Regions from separate parts of the Homo sapiens genome. Here region 2 is linked to region 1. Evidence: read pairs that join two places in POLR2A ChIA-PET (ENCODE). Cell type or tissue: Panc1. All regions are shown on one strand.

Evidence for each region. ChIA-PET counts read pairs that join two places held together with the same protein. Peaks named below come from ENCODE experiments on the same cell type or tissue, not always from the same donor. Only the 100,000 strongest peaks of a DNase experiment are listed, where the experiment ranks them.
Region 2: POLR2A ChIA-PET joins it to region 1 with 5 read pairs; 2 of 35 experiments call an interaction of 5 or more read pairs at or near these places.

Annotation. Positions count from the first base shown.
Region 1 is chr2:29,547,463-29,549,962 of GRCh38, forward strand. The region is part of intron 3 of ALK (ALK receptor tyrosine kinase); the gene reads right to left. Among named protein-coding and RNA genes, the nearest start is that of ALK, 370 kb to the right of the region's middle. In Panc1, no CTCF peak of the experiment used is centred here; no DNase peak of the experiment used is centred here.
Region 2 is chr2:29,033,677-29,036,176 of GRCh38, forward strand. It overlaps TOGARAM2 (TOG array regulator of axonemal microtubules 2), which reads left to right. Exons shown (of 20, transcript NM_199280.4): 17 at 1,788-1,980. Among named protein-coding and RNA genes, the nearest start is that of PCARE, 40 kb to the right of the region's middle. In Panc1, no CTCF peak of the experiment used is centred here; no DNase peak of the experiment used is centred here; H3K27ac peaks cover 800 bases.

The DNA of each region.
Region 1 (2,500 bases):
GGCGTGCGCCTGTAGTCCTAGGTACTCAGGAGGCTGAGGCAGGAGAATCGCTTGAACCAGGGAGGCGGAGGTTGCAGTGAGCAGAGATCGTGCCACTGCACTCTAGCCTGGGCAACAGAGTGAGACTCTGTCTCAAACAAAAACAAAAACAAATTCCATAATATGATCTATAAGAAAGGCCAGAGGGGAACTGAACTGCGGTGGATTTCATAGGCTGGCTCACTCAGGTCCCCAACCAACTTCCTTCTCTCTTGCCTCCTTCTTTTATTGAGACTGGAAGTTTAAAAAAAAGACTTGATTTAACCAGGCTTCCTTGCAGATAGGAACAGCCATGTGACACAGTTCTGGTGGTGAAATGTGAGCAGAATTATGCTCGTATGGTTGCCAGGTTCAGCAAATAAACATATAGAACACCCAGTTCAATGTGCATTTCACATTAATAACGAACAATTTTATTAGTGAAAATATATCTTAAATATCGCATGAGACATGCTTATGCTAAAAAACAATTTTGTTGTTCATCTGAAACTCACATTTAACTGGACATCCTGTGTTTTATCTGGCAGCCCTCTGGTGCGGGGAACTGTGGGGAAAGTTTCCCCTTTCTGCTTCTTTCTTCTTTTTCTTGCCTAGAATATGAACATAATGCCTGGAGGTGTGGCAGCTGTCTTGTAACCAGGGATTGACAACATGGGATGTGGACTAGTAAAGTAATAAGAGTTAAGTCACAGCCGAGCGCGGTGGCTCACGCCTGTAATCCCAGCACTTTGGGAGGCCAAGGCAGACGGATCACGAGGTCAGGAGACTGGGACCGTCCTGGCTAACACGGTGAAACCCTGTCTCTACTAAAAATACAAAAACTTAGCCGGGCGTGGTGGCGTGCACCTGTAATCCCAGCTACTCCGGAGGTTGAGGCAGGAGAATCGCTTGAACCCGGAAGGTGGAAGTTGCAGTGAGCCAAGATCATGCCACTGCACTCCAGCATGGGCGACAGAGCAAGACTCGGTCTCAAAAAAAAAAAAAAGAGTTAAGTCACTAATGGTGTCATTGGATATCTATGCCAGTGCTGAACTGCCTGTCTCCGCTCTTCTTGTGGGAAACACACAGCAAAACACCCAAGATCCTTATCTGGCTAAGTCATCGCAGCGAAGGCTTCTGTTGTTTTGGAGCTGAACTTCTATAAGCACAGGGATCCCGCCTGTCTTGGGCCGGGGCTCACTAGTACCTGGTGCAATGCCAAGTACAGTGTTTCTTCAATAAACATTTGCTGAATGAATAAATTAATAATATTTAACAAAAAAGTGGGCAACTCACTTATTTTCTTATATCTTATCTAAAGCAGTGTCATATTTCTTATTTACCTTGGGGGGGATGTTTTTCCTTTTTGAACATTATGACGAGTGGCTACAGAGGGTTACTCTTTGCAACATAAAACAAATCAATTTTTAAAATGCCTTGAAGTTTGGACTCTTAAGATCAGTGTTTCTCAACTTGTGGTTTGTAACCCATTAATGGGCCATGAAATCAATTTAGTGGGTCATGACCAGCACTAAACAGAGAGGAGGAGAAGGAGGAGGAGGAGAAGACCAGCAGGAGGAAGAAGCAGAATTAATTTATAAAATATCCTCATTGTAACTCTCTTTTGGGAAATAACAGTGGCTGCTGATCTACAGGTACACACACACACACACACACACACGCACACACACACGGACACACACATGCACAGGTGTATGTGTCTTTCATTGTGATGTGAAATATATTTCTTACTGTGAATCACAGTTTTAAAAAGATTGAAAGCCAGGTTCAAGATGAGTAGTGTTCAAATTTCAAATGTCCATATGTGGAAATCACATTGGCCTGATTCTTGTTCCTGAGCCACCTCTCATTAGTTGGGTGACCTTGGAGGAGAAGTAATTTATTTGGACAGCGTTTTATGATTTGTAAAACTCTCTCATGCAATCTTAGAACAACCCAGTGAAATAGATGCTATCCCCAGTTGTAGTTGTGTGTCTAATAATGGCAGCCAATAGCCACATGTGGTTTTTGAGTATTTGAAATGTGGCTGACGTGACTGAAGAACTGAATTTATTTTATTTAATTTTAATTAATTTAAGTTTAAGTACTGAAACTTAATTCAGTTATTGGAAAAATATGTTTGGAACAACTTGGGTATGTGAATATGATTTTCCAAGAATAAATTTTATAAAATACATCTCAAGTATTTCAGATGAAAATTTAGTCTCTAAACTGAAATGGCTATCAGTATAAAATGCATACTGGATTTCAAAGATTTAGTACAGAAGACATACAATGTTTTATTAATAATTTTTATATTGAGTACAAGTCAAAATGAAAATATTGGATCTCTTGGGTTAAATGTTTATTAAAATGAAGTTCTTTTTACTTCTTATGATGTGGTTTCTAGAAAATCCAAAAGGACATTTTTGGCTCATATTGTATTTCTATTAGCACTACTTTAAGGATTAAGTATCTTGCC
Region 2 (2,500 bases), 510 kb before region 1:
TGAGACCTAGTTGGGGCTGCAATACTAATAGATGAATTTGCAGGATGTGTTCCCCCCAACCCAAATCCCAGGGAGACCAAATCCTGGGCTTGGGAGCATCTGCCAGTAGAAGTTGGTTCCTGCAGTCCCAGCTGAGTGGGCGGGGTTCCACTAGCATCGGTGGTTGGACTCTCTGTGTGAGCTCAGTGTTTCCTCGTTCGCTTAGACCAGCAGATCCTTTAACCACCAGAGTGGCCAGCCTGGGACTAGTTCAGAGGCCCAGCCTGAACTAAGGCAGATGAGAAGACATGGACTGAGGGGCTGGGAGGAGGGGGTGTGGGGTTGCTGGGAGCAGTTAGAAACCAAGCAGGAGTCTGATGGTCACGCCTGTGCTTAAAACTGAAGCCCTTCTGTAATGTCCTGGGCTGATCCCATCTGAACTCCTTAGCAGGGCACTAGGGAAGCCCCATGCCCACTTCTTCAAAGGTAACTTCCTGCCTACTCTCCCACTCTTCCTGTCTCGGCCTGACCAGAGCAGCACCTGGGATAAGCAAAACATGAGAGCAGCTGGTATTCATGCCCCTCCACATCCTCTCTCCCTGCTGTGCCTTTGCTTATCCTAGACACCATCTGCACCTAGAACATGTCTATTGGTTCTGCAAGATTCAGCTCACCTGTCACTTTCTCCAGGAAGCTCTACCACTCTGTGTCCTCATGTCCTCAGGGTGACAGGCTGGCCTGTTCTTCATACCTCTGTCAGCCCCGTTGATGTATCTATCTTCCCTTGGTCTGTGAGCTCCTAACGGCAAAGGCTGTGCTCTCATCTCACGGTTCTCAGTGCCCAGCACAGCTCTTGGCTCTCAGTAGACAATGAGTGTGGAATGCAGGAGTGAATCACAGAATGAGGGACAGTGGGCTCTGCTGGATGGGACCTGGGTGTAGGGCATGAGCCAGTGACCCAGGCTTGGAGCTGAAGGTGGGAGACAGTAGTTCTGCACAGAGCTGTTCTTATGCTGGCTGGAAGGGGCTAGGGGGCTGTGATGGGCATGTGATCCCAGTGTAAGAAAATGGGGCTTTTTACAATGTCCCCAGTTGCTGGGGGAGTGTGAGCAGAGCCTAGCCAGCCAGGGATCAGGATATAGGAGCTGGGCAGAAGGTTGGCTGTGATGACCTCCAAGGTCTTTCCCCACTCTTACATTAAATGTGCACCAGTTGGCCAGGTGCAGTGGCTCACACTTATAATTCCAGCACTTTGGGAGGCCAAGGTGGGTGGATCATGAGGTCAGGAGTTTGAGACCGGCCTGGCCAACATACTGAAACCCTGTCTCTACTAAACATACAAAAATTAGCCGGGCATGGTGACACATGCCTGTAATACAAGCTACTTGGGAGGCCGAGGCAGGAGAATCGTTTGAACCCAGGAGGTGGAGGTTGCAGTGAGCTGAGATTGGGCCATTAAACTCTAGCCTGGGCAGCAAGAGCGAGACTCTGCCTCAAAAAAAAAAAAAAAAAAAAATGTGTACCAGTCATTCTTTTGTGGATAGCCACTTCCTCACTCTGACTTCCCCCATTGCTTACATATCTTCTGAAAAGAGAAAAAGGTAGGAAGAGAGAGCCCTGGCCCCTGACAAGGGGATGGAGCCCTGGGCAACAAGCTGTAGGTGGAGGGGAAGCTGGGGGTGGACTAACCTGCAGGTGACACTCTTGTCTCTGCCCCACCTGCCTGTAGGAGGTGGCATGGGACCAGAAGTGGGTTCATTCCCCCGGGCTCTTCCCTGGGGGGTTCAGACGCCACGCTCCTTACCTAGGCTCAGCTGCAATGGCCCAAGGCTGGTGGGGCTGCGCTCCACACTGCAGGGCCGCGGGGAGATGGTGGAGCAGCTACGGGAGCTGACACGGCTGCTGGAGGCCAAGGACTTCCGGTCCCGGATGGAAGGCGTGGGGCAGCTCCTGGAGCTCTGCAAGGCCAAGACGGAGCTTGTCACTGCCCACCTGGTCCAGGTGAGCACCGCTTGCTTTTACTCTCCCACCTGTCTCTCCTCTGGGGGGTGCAACTTGAAGTTTGAAAACTCTGAATGGCGTTGGACATGTGTCAGACCCCTTGCTATGCAGTTGGCCTTTGTAACATGGAGACTACCTGGAAGTGGCTGAGTGGGCAAGGGCACCGCCTCCTGCCGGCAGCTTGGAAATGCTCAGAGATGTCTCTTGTCCTTCTAGCAGATTTACAGTGAGGAGGGTAGGAGGTAGAGGTGGAGGATACTGTGGTGAGGCCTTGGGTTGCTTCTGGGGAGCTAGGTGCATCATGTTTGGGGGCAGAGCATGTGGCTGGACAGGTGACTTGGCTGTGATGGCTGGACAGGTGTGTTAGGAGTAGGTACAAGCCCTTCATAGGCTGAACACTCAGGTGGGTGCCTGCTTCTTGGTGGACTGAGGCTGCTGACAGTCAGTTACACAGCTGAGCAAAGACACAGCTCAGAGTCAGCAGACCTGGGTTTCCATCCAAGCTTCTTACTAGCTGTGT